4 separate regions of the Homo sapiens genome follow, and all the other regions are linked to region 1. The links are chromatin contacts, found by Hi-C or POLR2A ChIA-PET in ENCODE. All regions are on one chromosome and are shown on one strand. The core of a region is the stretch at or near the end of the contact, and the rest is flanking DNA. Distances in the headings are between cores, read along the strand shown. Region 1 holds the start of PCED1A (PC-esterase domain containing 1A). Region 2 holds the start of ZNF343 (zinc finger protein 343). Region 3 holds the start of ITPA (inosine triphosphatase). Region 4 holds the start of LZTS3 (leucine zipper tumor suppressor family member 3).

Region 1 (4,860 bases), core at 1,988-4,487:
AGACACTGGGGCTGAAAGGGGTGAGTCGTCAACAAGTGCAGCAGGAAACTTGCCCTTTAAGGACACGATGCAGGGGAGAAGCAGCCATGGAGACAATCAGCCATGGTGCCCTCTTTGTGTGCATGCAGGGACTAGGGTGTTGACATGGAAACAGAGGTTCTGCAGCAGAGTGTTACAGTTGAGATGTGATGGGGAGCAGTGCCTCAAAACAAGGGGGAGTGGGGCCCTCAGAAGCCTCCACCAAAGGCCCAGAGATGGGGCCCGAGGAGAGCTACACCAAGCTGCACCAGTCACAGTGGGACTCTGAGGCTGAACTAAGAAGCCTATGGAACACTGTCCATTGAGCCCAAGTCCATAAGGCTGGCCTTCCCGATGCAACATCCCTGTTCCACACCCTGCCAGTTGACTGTACCCCCACCCCCCAGCTGTGGGCTTCTTTGCTTCTGCCACACTGCCTGGATGGCCCTTCCTCCCTGTCTTTCCACTCCTCACACCCATGCCCCATTTCTTTCCTGTTAATCTGTTGGGTAGGACCCTTGCAACATGCTGCCTTATGTGGTCAATACTTGTACAAGCTCCTTCAAGCACACAGAAATGACTACACAGCCAGACTGTAGAAAACTGGAACTTGGACAAGAATATTGCTCCGATGATCTAACCCTCCTCAGGGGTTGAGGAAGGTGCATGCAGAAGCCACAGGAGTCCTTCAAGGGACCTCTACTTCCCTTGAGTGGCTGTGTCCCATTCTGTTTCTGAGCCCTGTCCTCTGAGGGCCCCAGTGCATCACTACCCCCCCACTTATGGTAGGGCTCACCAGGGGGATAGCCACGCTTGGGCAGCTCCACGCCCCAGGCGTCAGCCACATGGGTCAGAAGCAGGTGTGAGAGGTGGCGGTGTGCATGCTGGTCCCAGTGGACACCATCCCGATGACGGTGCTGTACTGCATGCCGGAAGTGAAAGTGGAGGTCTAGGACATCAAAGCAGTGGTCCCCGGCCAGCGTAGCACTGTAGAAGTTCCCTTCAACCACATCCCGCCGCAGGGAGCCTGCCAGGGGCTGGAGCTAAGTGAGAAAGTGCAGCCTCTAAGAGCCACAGAACGCAGCAGGGTCTGAAAGCAGGGTGTCCTATCTACCAGTCTGCTATCCCATCTCTTGTCCTGATGGGCCTCAGTCACTTGCCTCTGGCAGGAGGAAACCCCCAGTGATACGTTCCCCGAGGGGCATCGCCATGTTCCACACCAGCAGGCAGGAGTCTGGCAATACTTGGTCCATGCGCACAAACACCCGCTCCAGGTTCTCCCGGTAGCTCTCCATTGAGCAGCGACCATATCTGTTGGATAACACACAGGGTGGGCAAGAGCACAAGGGTGGACTGCCTCAGCCGTACTTCCAGCCCCAACCAGTATTCCCCTTTCCCTCGCCCCAACCTGGAGAGATCCCAGAGGCAGGAGTTGATGATCACCAGGTCCGGGGCAGGTCCATATGTCAGCTCTTCCAGAACATCCTCAAGGTACTCGGAGTAAACACGAGTGAGGAAGTAGAAGCGCACAAGGTGGTGGCCAGAGCCCGAGCAGAACTGGCGGACCTCACGATACTGTGTCCCGTTGTGCAGCTCGCCCAGCTGGCCCCCAGCCACCAGCTGGTCCTGTTCAAAGCTCAGCTCCCCCTACCCACCCCCCCCACCCTACTGGTCAGACCCATGCCAGGGAGGAGAACCCTGCCAGGCCAGGGTCTGTGCCCACCCACCACTGACATGGCCACCAAGCTTCCCTCACCTTGGCTTTCAGCTGGGCAGCTGTGAGCAGTGAGTCTTTCTGGAGCAAGAGCACCAGGTCCTTGTACACAGCCCTCTGAACTGGGAGGAGACAGAGATCCCAAGGCTGAGGCAGACCTCAGCCTGCCCCAGCTCCTTCCAAGTCCAGGACCCCATTTTCCCAGGGCTGAGGTGCCCGACACCAGCTCTGTGGTTGACTTAGACGCAGGAGAAAAGATGAGGTTAAAAAGTCCTGGCATTGCCTCTGTTCTGTGTGCCTCCTGGCCAGCAGTATACAGTGACCCAAGATCACCTGGCAGAAATTAAGTCGGCCAAGTCACCCAGGAGACACACTACACAATGCAACGCTTTCGTGATGGAAATTATGGGGAGCTGTCAGGGCGAGAAATGCTGAGCAAGGATGGGCTAAAAAGTGCACAGGTTATTACACCTGTCAGGACTCCTGTGGAAGATGTGTGGGACATAAAAAGAGAAAACCTACTGGACGGAACAGACCAGAAGACAGACAAGAGATGTGAGATGGAAACAAATGGTCCAGACACACTGAACGGGCTGCAAGGTGTGGGACTGGAAGCGTCACCCTAGAAGAGGCACTCACTGGAGTCCCCCAAGATGACCACGAACTTGTTGTGTAGCAGCTGCTGGACTTCCGAGGCCTGGAAGTGGACCATGTCGCTTCGCAGCGGGCGGCGCGGCTCCTCGCTCGACAGACAGAAGACCATGCCGCCACCAGCAACGACAGGCTGCAGGGAGAGGCCACTAAGCAGCGCGATGGTGGGGACTCTGGGCAGGTCAGCCTCAGGGCTAGCCCCTCCGGGGCTGCTCAATGCTAAAGGGAGGAGGTGACGGCAGCAGAGCCATGGTGGCGCCAGCCTTGGTCACACTTGGTACCAGAGGCAGGGGGTCGTCCAGCCAGCAGGCCTCCAGGGCACTGGGGAGCTTCCCGCGCGGCGCCGCCCTGCGCCTCGCCACGTGCCCGCCGCCGTCCCGCGCATGCGCGCACCCGCTCGCGCCAATTACCAAGTCCCGGGGCTCCGCGGTGTTCACCCGCGACCCGGGTATGCCTGCGCACCGCGCGCCTGGCCCGCAGCGGGCTCCTAGCCAAGCCTCATGTTCCCGCGCCCCAGTCGGCCAGTCGGTTCTGCAAAGCTCCCGCCCCGCAGAGACCGTGGGTCCAGGTTAGCCGTCGGTGCACAGCCCAGCGCCCAGCGCTCTCCATGCGAGCGTCGCTGTGGCCCCGACGGCGCCTCAGGCCTCGGCGCCTCGGGCTGCGACGCTCACAGCTTCCACTTCCGTTCACCCATGTCCCGCCCTGAGCGACCCCCAGTGCCCGAAGGGAAAGCAAGGCGATGGAGGTGGCCGCCACAGGGCGCAGGAGCCAGGGCTGGGCCCACTTGGCGGGCGCGAAGCCCAGGTACGGGCTGGGGTCTCGGGGCGGCAGCCAAGTGAGGCTGCCCACAGTGGTGATGGCCGCGGCGGCGGCCTCGCCACGTGACCCGGACGGGCGGAAGCGGAAGTGCCGGCCTGGAGCCCGCTCTAGGTGGGTGTCCCCTCGGTGCTTCCCAGCTGCCGTCTGCACCAGCCATGGACTGCTACACGGCGAACTGGAACCCACTCGGGGACTCTGCCTTTTACCGGTGAGCTGCCCCGCCCTCCCGCCCACGGCCTGGCTTACCCTGCTCGCCCGCCGGCTGGAGTCTCCCGGCGGCGTTCGCCCCTGTCACTACTGGCGCTGGGGTCCGCCCCGCGCCGGCTCTCCCCGAGCGTCTGCCACTTAGCGCACAGCCGCCTTTGGGCAGGGAGCCGGGCCTTCCCCTGCTCCAGAAAAGGAAACTGAGGCAAGCACAGTGGTCACCCCGAAGCCCAGGTCTGTTAGCCTCCGGAAAGATGCTCAGATCTCGCTGAGGGAGGCAGCTCGCGGGTGACAGCGAGTGCCCAGTCTCCTGCCGGAAAGTGCTGCTGAAGTCAGACCACAGGGGCGCTCCGAGGGGGGCGGGATCGCACGGCGGGCGGGGTAACAGTGCTGACCAAGGCTGGGAAAAGGGGGCGAGTCGTCCGTGAATCCCGGAACAGCGGAAGTGGGAACCCCTGGGTTAGGGCAGCCCGCCCATGGGAGTTGTAGAGTCCTAAACCACGGATTTTTCTAAAGTGTAAACCCGTTACATCGTTACCCAGATTAGGATTTTCCCATAGCTTCCCTAATAGGAAAAACTACGAACTTCTCGTGGAACGTCTATCTGTAAGGCAGCCCGTTTGTCTCTCCAACCTCATCTACCGCTCTCCTACCCAAATCTTGCGTTCCAGCTGCGCAGAATTACAAGGCCCTAACCAGTCTGCAGTTTCTGTGGATACTGCCATTTCTCTCTTTATCTCACTGAAGAATTTTGCGCATCCTTCAGGACTTAGTAGTTCAAGGGTTCTTTCTGGAACTGTGCCTGATTCTCCCCCAATAGAATCCTGTGGGCCTCACTGGGCCCAGTGCTAGGGTCTTTTAGGTATGGTCTATTTGTATATTTAGGCGACATTTGTATAGGTTTCTTCTGCTAAACCAGGCTCCTTCAGGGCTGAAAGCATTTTTTTTTTTTTTGACAGAGTCTTCCTCTGTTGCCCAGGCTGGAGTGCAGGGGCACTCGGCTCACTGCAACCTCCGCCTCCCGGGTTCAAGGGATTCTCCTGCCTCAGCCTCCCGAGTGGCTGAGACTGCAGGCCCCTGTCACCACGCCCGGCTAATTTTTGTATTTTTTGCTAGAGGTGAGGTTTCACCATGGTGGCCAGGCTGGTCTTGAACTTCTGACCTTAAGCAATCTATCCACCTTGGCCTCCCAAAGTACTGGGATTACAGGCGTGAACCACTGAGCCCGGCCAAAAGCATGTTTCTTGCTTCTCTTTATCACCAGTGCATATTTAGAACAGTGCTTGCTATGTAATAATTGCCCATTAAAGTTTTTTAAAAATATTTTACTGGGCCGAGCTTTGTGGCATGTTCCTATAGTCCCAGGTACTGGAGAGGCTGAGTTAGGAGGATCACTGGAGCCCAGAAGTTTGAGGGTGTAGGGACCGATGTTAGAACCTGTGAATAACCACTGC
Region 2 (5,138 bases), core at 856-3,355, 330 kb before region 1:
GGGGAGGGATAGCATTTGGAGATATACCTAATGTTAAATGATGAGTTACTGGGTGCAGCACACCAACATGGAACATGTATACATACGTAACTAACCTGCACGTTGCGCACATGTACCCTAGAACTTAAAGTATAATAAAAAAAAAAAGATAAAAAAATAAAATGAGTGGGCCAGCCGGGAGCGGTGGCTCATGCCTGTAATCCCAGCACTTTGGGAGGCCCGGGGCAGGCAGATCACCTGAGGTCAGGAGTTCGAGACCAGCCTGACCAACATGGAGAAACCCCGTGTCTACTAAAAATACAAAATTAGCTGGGCATGGTGGCGCACACCTGTAATCCCAGCTACTCGGGATGCTGAGACAGAAGAATCGCTTGAACCCGGGAGGTGGAGGTTGCGGTGAGCCGAGATCGCGCCACTGCACTCCAGCCTGGGCAACAAGAGTGAAACTGTGTCTCAAAAAAAAAAAAAAAAAAAAGAGCAGGCCTCCTTTTCCTTTAACAAAATAAGCCTCAGATCTGTCAGAGAAGAGAATAATGTAAACAGCTTCTAGGGGACAGAACCATGTGGGGACATCAGAATACAGTCTGCCCTGACAAGCTGCTATTACATATTTATCCCTTTAATGCCTATGGGCCTCAAATTATAATACTATTAGTAATAGTTAACACTTACTAAACTCTTACTGTATACCAGAGGCAATTCCAGACACCATGCAAGTTTTACCTCCCCAAAGCTCCATGAGTTCTACACCTTCCTCAAATTGACAATGCTAGAAAGTGCCTAGATTTGAAGTCTAGCTGTGGAGCGCCACACGCTTAGCCAGCTGGGCCAGTAATGATGTCAGCAATGGCCAATCCCTGTGGGGTCTGACAATTCTCAAAGTGTATCCACACATAGGGTTGAGGGGATGTAGATGAAACAAAATTGGCCATGAGTTAACAAATGTGGAATCTGGTGACAGGTCCGTGGCAGTTCACTGAATAGCTCTACTAGGTAGGTTTAAAATTTGTCCCTACGAAAAAATTAAAAATAAAATTAAACGCCTGATATCCAGAACTCACCATATGCCGGAAGTGATTTGGATTGTTAACTAGAAGCCGTCAGAGTTCCCCACCAGACCTAACCCTTCACAGCCCCAAACCAGATGTTTGGCCCTAACATGTGAGGGAAAAGCAGTCCAGGAAAGGAGTCAGCCAGACGGGCCACCCAGATGACGACCAAACCCAGGAACTTTGCCACAAAGCACAGGGGGCACCTCCCACATGACACACCTTGAGACAACAGGTCCCAGAGAAAAGACCTGCCCCCATTCAAAAGAGCTGCCTAGATGCCTGTCAGAGTGATACAGCCCACCACTATCAGAGGACGAAACCTCCCTCACCTCCCTAAAAACCCCAGGGACTCCTGACCCAAGACACTCGCCCAGGCCCTCTCAGGATATTTTGACCACGTCAAGCTCACCTCCACTTCCAACCCCCCAACCCCTAATAAACCAAGGTCCATCAAGCATCAAGGCCTGAGACGGCCTCCCCCTAACCACCCCGGTCACCACTCGGGACATATCCAGCCCCACCCAAAAAACAGAAAAACTCGGTGATGCAGGACTCAAGACGCTCCCCAGCCAAAAACCACCCAGGGATGTGCGGACCTAGCCACGTCCCCACCCCAGCCGCGGGGATGTTGGTCCATTTGGCCCTGGCAGAACTCAACCCCACAGCCCAAATAAACCCCAGGACGCACGACTGGGGCCGCCCTCCGTATTCGAAAACTGGTTGACCCAGAATAATCCCGCCTGGTTCAAGACAGGCATTAGAGTTCTAGGTCACTCTCGTCCCCCCGGGGGGAAAAAAGGTCCGCGGAGGTCCGGGCAAGCAGGGGCTCACCCCATCGCCTCGCCCCAATGAGCACCGCGAGCTGCGCCCTCTCCTCCAAAAACCAAATATCTCCAACCCGCACTCCCCATTGGCCACACTCTACCCCGCGTCCTAACCTACGCTCGGCCTTTCCCGACCCTCCTTTCCCCACGAGAGAGGGCATCCTGGGGCCAAGGAGCCGCGGAGGCCGCGCTCACCAGAGCCAGCGTGCCCGGGATCTCGGCCACCGACCGACGCCAGAACTACAATTCCCAACATCCTCGCAGGCTTCGGCTCCCATTGGCCGCCACAGAGCCACTTCTGGGCCGTGCAACGGTTACTTTTCCAGGACAGTGACCACTGCAGTGACAGCCTCTCCGTCTCTTCTTAAAATACCCATGTTGAAAACAGGTTCTGGCTCCCGAGTGAAGTCTCTGTCCCCTTGGCCCATTCTGCAAAAAAAAGACTACACTCCCCACAAGCCTCTGCGGCAGCTTCCGCAGGCGCTTCCGGAAGCTGGGGTCAACGAGAGAAGTCATTTCCGATTGGCGAATCTAGCGGGAGCAATGCGCTGTCTGTCAGGCGTGTGTTGGGTACAGAGTTTACTGCACCGGACCACCTGAATTCCCTGGGCTGAGGCTCCATAGCACGCGAACTACCTTGCGTGAGCACTATGTAGATTCGACTTCGTGTTGCCTGTGACACACAGGCAGGGCAAAGCCGCCTCCCAGCGTCTCAGTTGAACCCTTACCCTCAACACCAGTGCACTCCTGTGGGTGGCCTGTAGTCACCTTTCTTGTCGAAGTCCTCAAAGTTAGGGACAGACTCTCATCCAGTTTCTGGAGGGTGGAAGCTTCACTCAGGCTGGAGTCTGGCTCTCTGGCCTCTTATCTAAGATCCCGGTTCAGATCTGGGCTACTAGAGCCGGGCGTGGTGGCGCGCGCCTGGGATTCCTGTAACCCCGAGGGAGGCTGAGGCTGAGGCTGGAGGATGGCTTGAGCCCAGGAGTTAAATGTATATATTTTAAAACTAATAATATTTTTAAAACTGGGCTACGCTGGTACCTTCTGCAACACGGCAATTAGGGGTTTGCAGATCAGACCTTCAGCTCATAGGAGGCGCGTTTAAATCTTAATGGCAAATACAAATTGAATTAAATTTTACTTGTTACTGAAGGGGAAATAAACCTGACCTCACGCCCTTGGAGTATTTCCATGAGAAATCTATGTATAAGTGCTCCTTTGATATGTACCTGATACTTTTGAAAGGCTGAATAAGCACCTGCCAACTTTACAAAAGAGGAATGTTTCCCCCAAAGGCCTGATGAGCCATCTCTTTGAAATGTAAACAGTGAAGAAGATAGTGCCCTTATCTCCCTGTCACCTTGGGAGTTTAGCTTAGGTGCCTAGCTCCAAACTCGTAACTGCCCGCTTGTCACAGATAAAAGTTTTATTTTTTCTTTTTGATAAAGGCAATTAACTAGTGTAGATGGCTACTCCAATTACCAGGTGAATTTAGAATGAATTATGAAAAATTGTATAGCAAACAATGTCAAATCCTCTTACAAGGGGGCAAATTACCATTAATTTTGAGGACATGTTTGTAATAGATTGTATCTGCCCAACTAGATAAAAAGTAAGATCTCTTTCTGTCTGGCATCTGATTAGCAGATTGTCTACAATGTGCTTCCCAGTCCAGTTCAATATTATTTGGTAATAAAACTGTTCTCCTTCTTTTCTACGTTTGTGAAGGGGATTTTCTGGGTTAGCAGGAGATTTTGTTTTTATTTTCTCCAACACCTCCTTCCATCTTCTTATTTCTTTTCACCTTCCCAATATCAGCCTTCTGAGGCTTCTCTGTTCTCCAGTACTCAGGAGATAGAGAACATGGCCCCAAGGCCGTTGTGAGCCAGGAGACAGACAAACATTTCTTGATATTCTGTCCTGCCTTTCACAGAAAGGACCAATTCCCTTCTCTTGTCTTGGAGGCTGCCGTGTTAGTACTGGGCAGAATCTGTTACTGAAACACCAGGGGTTGGGTCTAGGTCCTGCTGGTTGCCAGTCAGAAAACCAATCACTGAGACGAGTATTGCAAGGGAAGAAGGCCTTAATTGAGTGCTGCAGCCAAGAAGATGGGAGATCAGTCTCACATCCATCTCCCTGACTGACCAAAATCAGGGGTTTGTATAGCAGGGAAGAAATGTAACTATGTGTGGGAAAACAGAAATTAGGGAGAGGTAAGTTGGAACAGGAAGGAGGTGATTGGTTAGGCAATATGACTGATGAGGAGTGTGGGTTCTCATTGTCCACATGCAATGATTTGGTAAGTTGCAGCTCCTTGATACTATCTGGGAGGCCTGATGTTTGGTTTTCCTGAGAAAGGAACTCAGGACAAATGTGACCTTCTCAAGTTTTAAGACTGGGGGAATCCATTTCTTTTCTTTCCTTTTCCTTTCTTTTTTTTTTTTTGGACAGGGACTTGCTCTGTCATTCAGGCTAGAGTGCGGTGGCATGATCACCGCTCATGTAGCCTCAACCTCCTGGGCTCAAGTGAGTCTTCCACCTCAGCCCCGAGTAGTTGGGACTACAGGCACATGCCACCACACCTGGCAATATTTTTTAATTTTTTGTAGAGATGGGGTTTCACCATGTTGCCCAGGCTGATCTTAAACTCCTAGGCTCAGGTGATTCTCCCACCTCAGCTTCCCAAAGTGCTGGAATTACAGGCATGAGCCACCGCACCTGGCCTGGAAGGACCAATTTCTGTTTATTCAAAGAAACCATAAACATCAATTCTGTGGGACAATTGGGACAGTTTCAAATCCAGCCCTTGATCTGGAGCCCTCCCTCAGCATCCCTCTGTGCTCCATGTGACTGTTATTCATCACGTGAATAAAATCTATGGAACAGTTGAATTAAAAATACAAGGACAGAGGTGACATCAATGGGAAATCTCTGTCCCTTCTGTTTAATTTTGCTATGGACATAAAATTCATCTAAAAATGAAGTCTATTCATAAAAGAGAAAATTAGGAAAATTTTGCAATGTTTTACTTGCCCCTCGCCCTGCTTTCCTCCCTGGCTCTTCAGCAGTCTCAAAGCCTACATTCACAGCATGGGATGCAATTATGACAGACCCACAGCTAACATCATACTCAATGGTGAAAACTGAAAACTCTTCCCCTAAGGTCAGTGACAAGACAAGGATGCTTACTTTTGCCACTTCTATTCAACATTGTACTGGAAGGTCTATTTATAGCAATTAGACAAGAAAAAGAAAAGCCATC
Region 3 (4,547 bases), core at 1,806-4,305, 370 kb after region 1:
AACCAACACTTTGGGAGGTCGAGGTGGGTGGATCACCTGAGGTCGGGAATTTGAGACCAGCCTGACCAACATGGAGAAACCCCATCTCTACTAAAAATACAAAATTAGCCGGGTGTGGTGGCTCATGCCCATAATCCCAGCACTTCGGGAGGCTGAGGCAGGCGGATCACGAGGTCAGGAGATCAAAACCATCCTGGCTAACACGGTGAAACCCCGTCTCTACTAAAAATACAAAAAAATTAGCCAGGCGTGGTGGTGGGCGCCTGTAGTCCCAGCTACTTGGGAGGCTGAGGCAGGAGAATGGTGGGGACCCGGGAGGCGGAGCTTGCAGTGAGCTGAGATCGCGCCACTGCACTCCAGCCTGGGCGACAGAGTGAGACTGTCTCAAAAAAAAAAAAAAAAGAAGAAGAAAGATACAAAAATTAACCAGGCATGGTGGTGCATGCCTGGAGTCCCAGCTACTCAGGAGGCTGAGGTGGGAGAACTGCTCGAACCCAATATGCAGAGGTTGCAGTGAGCCGGGACCACACCACTGTACTTCAGCCTGGGCAACAGAGCAAGACTCCATCTCAAAAAAAATAAATAAATAAAAGAATGAAAAAGAAAGTTATCTATGGACTTGTAATTATAGATGTCAGTTGTGATCTTTTTGTTTGTTGGTTTTTTGAGACAGGGTCTCACTCACATCACCCAGGCTAGAGTACAGTGGCACTCTTGGCTCACTGCAGCCTCGACTTCCCAGGCTCAGGTGATCCTCCCACCTCAGCCTCCTAAACAGCTGTGACTACAGGTGTGTGCCCCCAAGCCCAACTAATTTTTTGTATTTTTTGTAGAGACTGGGTTTCACCATGTTGTCTAGGCTTGTCTTGAACTCCTGGGATCAAGTGATCCACTGTGCCCAAGCTAGTTATCTTACATTACAGAACACCTACTATGTACCAGGAGCTGGGATTTAAGAATGAGAGGTGAGGCTGGGCACCGTGGCTCAAGCCTGTAATCTCAGCACTTTGGGAGGCTGAGGTGGAGGGATCTCCTGAGGTCAGGAGTTTGAGACCAGCCTGGTCAATATGGTGAAACCCCACCTCTACTAAAAGTACAAAAATTCACTGGGTGTGGTGGTGCATGTCTGTAATCCCAGCTACTCAGGAGGCTGAGGCAGGAGAATCCCTTGAACCCGGGAGTCGGAGGTTGAAGTGAGCCGAGATCGTGCCACTGCACTCAAGCCTGGGCGACAAGAGCAAGACTCCATCTCAAAACAACAACAACAACAACAACAAAACACAGTGGCTGATGCCTGTAATCCCAGCACTTAGGGAGGCCGAGGTGGGCATATCACGACGTCAGGAGTTCGAGACCAGCCTGGCCAACATGGTGAAACCCCGTCTCTACTAAAAATGCAGAAATTAGCTGGGCGTCGTGGGGGGTGCTTGTAGTCCCAGCTACTCAGGAGGCTGAGGCAGGAGAATCGCTTCAACCCAGGAGACAGAGGTTGCAGTGAGCCAAGATCATGCCATTGCACTCCAGGCCAGGTGACTAGAGCAAGACTCCGTCTCAAAAAAAAAAAAAAAAAAGAAAAAGAGAGGTGAGCAAAAACAGATATGGTTTTTACCATTAGGATTTTTAGAAGAGAAAACAGAATCACACAAATGAATATCTATTTGCAGTGCAGAGGTCAGTGCTATGCAAGCAGATGAAAGGGAGCTCAGGGAAGGTTTTCCTGAGCTGGGGCTTGAGCTGGCTAAGATCCAAGAAAGGCATCCATGTAAGGTGGGCTGTTTTTCTTCTTTTCAGGCTCCTCGGGGTAACTGATGTCCCCCAAGCCCTCCTCTGCCCCCAAATCCCCATGGCCACTCCTCTAGGGACTCTGCATAATGGTTAGTGTTTCTACTTCAATAAAAGAAAACAGGTCACCACCCAAAGCAGTGGTTCCCACACATTTTTTTTCTTTTTCAGACGCAGTTTTGCTCTTGTTGCCCAGGCTGGAGTCCGATGGCACGATCTCCGCTCACTGCAACCCCCACCTCCCGAATTCAGGCGATTCTCCTGAATCCTGAATTCTCTGAACTGGGATTACAGGCATGCACCACCATGCCCAGCTAATTTTGTACTTTTTGGTAGAGATGGGGTTTCTCCATGTTGGTCAGGCTGGTTTCAAACTCCTGACCTCGGGTGATCCACTCGCCTCAGCCTCCCAAAGTGCTGGGATTACAGGCGTGAGCCACCGGGCTTTCCCACACTTTGATGAGCATCAGAATGGCCTGAGGAGCTTGGTAAGAACTCAGACTCCCTCCCTTTCTTGTCCATGGGCAGAAGTGGCCATTCAAGAGGTACTGACACAGGGGTCCAGGCGGGGGGCAGAGGGCTGAGTCTCTGGAGGAGGGAGGTCAGATGACTTGCTGCAAAGAGAGTATCAGCAGAGGTTCAGCAGACCCACCTTTGAGAGGGCACTTCCTACTTTCTGTTGTGTTTGGAATGCAAAGATCTGGCTGAAACGGTGGCCACGGAGAAGGGGTGATAGATTTGAGAGGCTGGAGGGATGAGGAAGTGAGGAACTCTACATACTGAGCTCTCAAGCCTAGGAGTGAAAACGGGTGAGAAGTTTGGGCTTGTTTTAGGCTATGCCGAGTTTAAGTTCACAGTCGAGTGGATCATAGCTGGCGGGTAAGGCTGAAGGTGAGATCAGGATGAGGGTTTGGAAGCCCTTGCCTAGAAGGAGGCAGTTTTTTGAGACAGCATAGGAGAGCGCAAACCTCCAGGGTCACAGGGCTGCAGTCTTCTCCTTTCGGAGACCCCATTGCAGAGAAGAGCGAAAGCAGGGGCGGGGTGGGGGTGGGAGTGGTCTCTTCCGGTTCTTGAAGATAGCGTCCCTTAGGCAGGAGGGGTGGGTCACTCAGTCTCCAGGCTCGGGAGGCCCCCAGCAAATCGGACGCTGTGGGCTAGGCCGCCACCGCGAGCCCACTCGCCCGATACGCGCCTTGGGGTCCGGGTCGGCTTTCCCCGGGACCCCTGGCCGGAAACTGAGCCGTTCACTTCCGCCACCAGCCGGAAGTTTTCTGTCACTGGACGCCAAGGAGTTTTCGGTGGCTCAGCTGGGTAACCGGGGATCACCATGGCGGCCTCATTGGTGGGGAAGAAGATCGTGTTTGTAACGGGGAACGCCAAGAAGCTGGAGGAGGTGCCGGGAGGGTGTTGGGGGCTAACTGGGAGGCGGCTGGGAATAGGGCGGAGAAGGGGCTTCCGGGAGGAGGGAAGCACGTGGGAGGAGGCATGGAGAGAGAACAGAATTCAGCCCGGAAGAATGGGTCCTGACCCGGCTGTGTGGAAAAGCTGGGGCGCAAGAAGGGAGTGGCTGCAGAATCGGGGCGCCCCGGGGTTGGCGAGGGAACGAGGGTCTCGACAGATCCCGACACAGGGCTTGTGTGGTCAGCGACTGCGGGACCCGGAGGAGTAGCGGGGCTCTTAACAACCGCCCCGAAGGTCACCTATTGAAGTAGACCCCAACCCAGTGTCCCGACACTCTTCTGGGACTTATCCACATCCCGCTGCTGGGCCAGGGCTAGCAGGACCCAGAGAGGGCGTGGGACGGAGTTCCACACTGAGCAGTCCGTGCCTCACCACCGTCCTGAAATGTTCTAACCTCTTTTCGCGTGTGTGAAATGGGGATGATGCAGGACATTTGCTTCACAGCGCTATAGAGAGGAGGAGTAAAGGAGGCAGTGGATCTAAAGTTTCTGTTTGCAGGGACTTTGTGGCTAGCAAGTAACAGAAACACACAGGGAGCTCATGTAAGCCACCAGATGACTCCTGTGGGAATATAGTGTTATCGTGTCCCACAGGACCTGAAGTTCTCTCAAGAAGCTGACTTGTCCTTGTTCTCTCTGGATGCTGATCCCTATTCCTGTTCATATCTTTCCCCTTTCTTCCCTGCTGGGGGATGGAACAATGAGGCTTCTACCAGATATCAGCTCCGACTGGCTTTGCTTGAATCAAGAGTTTGCCCCTGTTCAATCAGCCATAGCCATGGAGTGGGGGTCATGTGTGGGGGATCAGGATGACACCCACTGGATATGTCTGAGGCAGACCAGTGGGGTGTAATCACTAGGGACACCTACATTTGCCTGTAGTGTAGGGAGGGACTGATGTCACTTTGGTGCCAGGACTGAGTGGCCTTCTCAGGAACCAGAGCCTTTTGCCGAAAAAAGGTTTGGGATCCTGAGGCCAGACCAGTCAGGCAGTCCACCCTGAACAGAGCCCATGCAGGACAGTGGGCATGAGACCCCAAACCTCTGGCTGAGAATATTGCCCTCACTTAAAGAAGGAGCTGGAACCCGAGTGCAGTGCCTCACGCCTGTAATCCCAGCACTTTGGGAGGCTGAGGTGGGCAGAACATCTGAGGTCAGGAGTTCAAGACCAGCCTGGCCAACATCATGAAACTTCATCTCTACTAAAAATACAAAAATTAACTGGGCATGGTGACACGTGCCTGTAGTCCCAGCTACTCGGGAGGCTGAGACAGGAGAATCGCTTGAACCTAGGAAGCGGAGGTT
Region 4 (4,754 bases), core at 562-3,061, 330 kb after region 1:
TGAACTGAGAGGAAAGGTCACGGTCCTGAACTAGTCCAGGTAACTGAGCATGGTCTGCAAAGGCAGCCTCCTGGCATCAGTGCACCACCCTGAGATGACAGCCTGTTGCCTGACTGCCTCGATCTCTGTCACCTCAGCCCTCAGTGCCTGGGGCATTATACACAGTATTAGCGTCATGAGGGGGCCAAACGGACTCTACCTGACAGTTACATGTACAGGTACCTCCAACCCACCCCTCAACCTGTGTCTCTCCCAAAGCTAGGAACACTTGGGGTCTCAGAGGCCCCAACCCCAGCCCATTCTATCTCCTAAAAATCTCTAGCCAGCCCCTCCATCCAGCACCCCTGCTGGGGGCTCCTCAATGGACTTTCTTCTCCTGCACTCCCTCCCCCAGGCAGCTGCCAGGGGATTCCTTCTAAAGGGCAAAGCTGATCTTGCCCCTGCTCTGTCCAAATCCTTCCATGAGCAAGACCAAGTGCAGTAGACAGAGTTCTGGCAGCATCAGCTCCAAGTGTAAATCCCAGCTTGACTGATTAGGGGTGCAACCTCATGCAGGTTATTTCACCTCGGGTTCTCACACCTACATTGCAGGCATTTTAAGAAGTAAATGTATGATGGGTGAAATGCCTGGTATTCCTCTTGGTCCCCAGAACCAGAGCAGAGCTTGCAGCAGGGTCCCCAAGGACTCTCCTGATGCCCCTCCTCTATCTACCCTGACCTGAGCCCCTCTCTACTTCACACACAAGCTCTTGCCAGCTCTCTGTGCCCATCCTACATGCTTCTAGACCAGTTCAAAGGCTGGCCTCAGGACAGCATCCCTGATCTCCACCCCCCAGAGGGGGCATCTTGGAGCACTTGGCTGAGGACACCCCAGGGAGATTTCACTCTGAGGCCTCCCCAGGGCTGGCCTATAGGTTTCCCAGGAGCACAGAGGGCAGAGTCCTGGGGGTCTCTGGGCCCTGCACCAAGGAAATGCAGGGCAAATGCCTGTGGGAATGCTAGTTATGGGCAATGCAAAGAGGCAGTGAATCCGGGCAGGGAGAGCAGGAGGGGTTTCCAGGAAGCAGGACTGAGGGAGGAAAGGGATCTGGGGGCACTGCAGGGCTTTTGGGGTGCAGAGATATCCAGAACTTCTTGGTTGGGATGAGTGAGGGGAGATCCGTCTTCCCTCGGTGGCCTAAGCACTGGCAGCGGAATGGGCCCATCACCTAGCTACTGGCTCTGATGAAGCCAGTGTTTCAGGACTGAGGGGGCCGAGAGCGCCCCCTCCACCCCGAGCACACACACGCGCGCACACACGAGCTTCTGCTGGGGGTGGGAGGGGGGGTCGCCATTCACCAGCAGCCCACGGCCCGCAGAGCCAACTGATAGAGACCCCAGCCACAGGCCACAGGACCTGGGAGTCCCTGCGATGGGGGAAACCCCGCCCGCACCTCCCCAGGCTCCCCACCAACGCGTGTGGCCCCGGGGGGCGGGGCGCAGAGGGAAGAGGTGACATAATCCGAGCCGCACCCCCTCTGGCCGCCACCTCCCCCCAGGCCGGGCGAAGCATCCATGACATCATCCGCCTCCTCTCCGCTCCCCTCCCCCTTGGGACCCTAGCAGCGGGACGCGCCCCCTACCCAGTCCGGGTCAGGTCAGACATGCCGCGCAGTGCAGCAGGCACGGCGGCAGGTCGGAGCCGGGAGGGATGCCACGATGGGCCTGCCTCACTTACTCGCTGCCTCAGGGTCCGGCGCGGGGTCTCCGACACGGGCGCCACCGGCCCCGCTTGCTGGCGCAGCCCGAAGCACGCCCGGCGGGGCGCGCTGCGCGGGCCCGGCTCCGCTCCGCGCCCCTCCTGCTCCCCGCCCGAGCCCCGCCCACCAGCGGCTGCGGCAAACGCGAGCCCGCCCTCCGGCCACGCCCCCCAGGGCAGCCAATGCCCGGGCTGGGGCGGGGTGAGGCGCCTTAACCCCTTCGTCGCTGCGCCCCGCCCGCGCGTGGGACCCCTCAGCCTCACCCTCTCTAGGGCGCAGCAAGTCCGCCGCGAGCCCCTCTGCTCATCGCTCGTTACCCCCCAGGCCCTTGGGCTTGGGCTCAGGCCCAGTCGTTCCTCTGCAACAAATCCAATGGAACCGCGCCCTCCCTGAATCCCACGTCTAGGAAGAGGAGGAGGAGCCCCTCTTGCTTGGGGGAAGGGGCTCCCGACTCGGAGCCCCGAGCCCCATTCCTCTCCCGCGCCAGCTCTTCGGGACGCGGCCTCCCAGCGGACGCCCTGAGACCTTGCAAGTCCGCTAGGGAGGGGTCGGGACGAGCCGTCGCGGGTGGATCCGCCCGGCCGAGCAACGACCCGCCCGGGCGCGAGGACCACGGGCTGTCGTGCGGGAGGCGTCGAGGGGCAGTAAACTCCGTTCGTGACCAAACGGAGACGATTTGAAACTTGCTGCTCACACTGGATCACCGTCTGGAAGGTGCGACGGGGAAAAAATACACATTACACTCCAGCAGGATTGAACGCTTTCACCCTGTGCCCCGCGCCTGGCGTAACGCGTGGCCCCAGACCACACGCTGTAACCCGGGGTGAGAGGGAGTGAGGTGGGACTTCGTACCGGACCCGGAGCGCCGGCCTCGCCCGCGCGGGCAGCGTTCACTGTGGGGAGTGCTCACTCAGCCTAGGGCGGCCCGGGAGGACTGCCGGGAGGAGGGAGTCGGCCTTGAATTGAGGCCTCAGCCTTGAATAGGGTAGGGAGGCAAGCCTAGCCGAGAGTTTAGCACTAGCAAAAGCCTGGAGGCACCAGGGTCTGCCCTAAGAACTGCAGCGCCTCTGCTCTGGCTGGGATTTAACGCATTACGTCTCTGCTGTTTATAGGTGTTGTGTTTGGTCTTACGACTTCGTATTCTATAGTTTTTATTTATTCCTGTTTTCTGAATTTTCCCACATTTGCTTTTATCTTCTATCGTGATTTTCAAGGCAGAAAGTATTTTTAATTCTTCTCGCGGCTGCCTTTAGATTTATCAAATGAAAATAGTTTACATTTCACACATTAGTAAAGTCAGTGACAAATAATTCGTTTTTATATTCCCCCATGAGAAATTTTGTGTGCTTTTCTGCCTCCTACCTGCCGCCCTCACTACTTATATTTGTCCACTTAATCAGGACGACAGACCTAACTTTTGTTTACACTTTTTTTTTAAGCCACAACATTCTTTTTCAATCCTTGTTTTTGGCTTTTGCCAACTCTGTTTAATTGGTTTCAATGTTACTGCCGGTTTTTTGTGCTCTAATTTTTCTATTCCTCATTTGGACCCATCTCTCACATGACTGGTGATTTCAGGGAGGACTCTGGAATGTTGTATTTCCTAAGCCTTTGCCTTAGGTGAGAATGCCTTTATAATGATTTCCTGTTTATAGGATTCTTGAGTCTCAAGCTTTCCCCCTCAAAACTCTTGTCTTTATTTCATTGTCTTCTGGCACTGAAAATGCAAAGCTGGGTTTGTCTGTTTAAGGTCAGCAGTTTGCTTGGTGCTTGCAAGGGTTTTTCTTTACCCTCAAAAGTCAAACATTTTGCCAGTATAAATCAATATGGGCCTTATCTATTAATTTTCCAGAAACAAAAGAGGTCTTCTTTGTAGCTTAGAAAAGTTTTCTTCCTGTCCATTCTGTGAAAAGATTTGGGTTTTTTTCTTTCCTCTCCTCTAAAACTATCACATTGGATCACCAATGTCAAATAAATCTGTTTGTTTTCTCTGCACCCTGGGAGACTATATCAAGTTTTTCTTCACCATTACGGATTTAATTTTCTTCAGAGCCAAGAGTACTGTTTATTTTCTCCAATAAGACATTTGATTCTGCTTGTTTTATTTTTCTTTCAGCCAATTTCCATTCCACCTCTGTCTTGATCTCAACTTAATCTCTCTTTGTAGTCTCCATTCCTATTTCATAGACTAATGTGGTTTTGCATCTTTAAAAGAACACCAGGAAAATAAGAGAATACTATCTATATCTGACTCTGGTCCAATGCATATGAAAACTTTTTTGTTTTTTTGAGACAGAGTCTCACTTAAAATTTACACAAACTCTAGCATAGTGTGTAACTATTGAATGAATAACTAATGCAATCCCCTTCCTTTCTTTCAGAGCAACTATGAACTAGACTTTTTTTTTTTTTTTTTTTTTTTTTTTTTCTGAAATGGAGTCTCCCTCTGGAATGCAATGGTGCAATCTCAGCCCACTGCAACGTTCGCCTCCTGGGTTCAAGCAATTCTCCTGCCTCAGCCTCCTGAGTAGCTGGGATTACAGGCATGTGCCACCACCACGCCGGGCTAATTTTTGTATTTTTAGTAGAGACGGGGTTTCATTATGTTGGTCAGGCTGGTCTCGAACTCCTGACCTTGAGATCCGCCCGCCTCGGCCTCCCAAAGTGCTGAGATTAGACTATTTGTATCTAGGTTCATCAGTTCAGTGAACTAATCAATACTTTGTTTTGTTTTGTTTTGTTGTTGCTTAAGATGATTTGTCACCTGCTGATTAATGATCACACAAGTTGTTTTTTTTTGAGAGAGTCTTGCTCTGTCACCCAGGCTGGAGTGCAGTGGCATGATCTTGGCTCCCTGCAACCTCCGCCTCCCGGGTTTAAGTGCTTCTTTTGCCTCAGTCTCAGTAGCTGGCATTACAGGCGTGCACCATTACACCCAGCTAATTTTTTGTATTTTTAGTAGAGACAGTGTTTCGCCATGTTGGCCAGGCTGGTCTCGAATTCCTGGCCTCAAGT

Evidence for each region. A loop is a pair of places that touch in the nucleus more often than their neighbours do. ChIA-PET counts read pairs that join two places held with the same protein, here RNA polymerase II (POLR2A). Pooled maps may share reads with other maps.
Region 2: a loop to region 1 is called in a map of CD4-positive, alpha-beta memory T cell, with 13 times the contacts of the local background. The contact joins the promoter of ZNF343 here to the promoter of PCED1A in region 1. A Hi-C loop is called at or near these places in 2 of 168 maps with a recorded cell type or tissue (CD4-positive, alpha-beta memory T cell and naive thymus-derived CD4-positive, alpha-beta T cell), 1 of 37 single-sample maps with no recorded cell type and 15 of 50 pooled maps. POLR2A ChIA-PET finds 5 or more read pairs at or near these places in 2 of 52 experiments (activated T-cell and naive thymus-derived CD4-positive, alpha-beta T cell).
Region 3: a loop to region 1 is called in a pooled map, with 4 times the contacts of the local background. The contact joins the promoter of ITPA here to the promoter of PCED1A in region 1. A Hi-C loop is called at or near these places in 7 of 50 pooled maps. POLR2A ChIA-PET finds 5 or more read pairs at or near these places in 2 of 52 experiments (activated CD8-positive, alpha-beta memory T cell and activated T-cell).
Region 4: a loop to region 1 is called in a pooled map, with 6 times the contacts of the local background. The contact joins the promoter of LZTS3 here to the promoter of PCED1A in region 1. A Hi-C loop is called at or near these places in 5 of 50 pooled maps. POLR2A ChIA-PET finds 5 or more read pairs at or near these places in 4 of 52 experiments (PC-3, WTC11, activated B cell and 1 more).

Annotation. Positions count from the first base shown.
Region 1 is chr20:2,837,418-2,842,277 of GRCh38, forward strand. It overlaps PCED1A (PC-esterase domain containing 1A), which reads right to left and starts at 3,238. Exons shown (of 8, transcript NM_022760.6): 1 at 2,794-3,238; 2 at 2,372-2,516; 3 at 1,775-1,854; 4 at 1,427-1,665; 5 at 1,179-1,329; 6 at 815-1,061. The coding sequence starts at 2,495. It overlaps VPS16 (VPS16 core subunit of CORVET and HOPS complexes), which reads left to right and starts at 3,328. Exons shown (of 24, transcript NM_022575.4): 1 at 3,328-3,410. The coding sequence starts at 3,358. RefSeq lists enhancers at 764-1,063, 2,540-3,071, 3,605-4,136.
Region 2 is chr20:2,506,810-2,511,947 of GRCh38, forward strand. ZNF343 (zinc finger protein 343) reads right to left here and starts at 2,106. Exons shown (of 6, transcript NM_024325.6): 1 at 2,072-2,106. RefSeq lists enhancers at 1,371-1,430, 2,081-2,390, 2,932-3,527.
Region 3 is chr20:3,206,443-3,210,989 of GRCh38, forward strand. It overlaps ITPA (inosine triphosphatase), which reads left to right and starts at 3,056. Exons shown (of 8, transcript NM_033453.4): 1 at 3,056-3,175. The coding sequence starts at 3,110. RefSeq lists enhancers at 2,651-3,299, 3,182-3,251.
Region 4 is chr20:3,171,738-3,176,491 of GRCh38, forward strand. It overlaps LZTS3 (leucine zipper tumor suppressor family member 3), which reads right to left and starts at 1,812. Exons shown (of 5, transcript NM_001365618.1): 1 at 1,718-1,812. LOC107985414 (a long non-coding RNA gene) reads left to right here and starts at 1,953. Exons shown (of 2, transcript XR_001754477.2): 1 at 1,953-2,453. RefSeq lists a silencer at 1,696-2,035.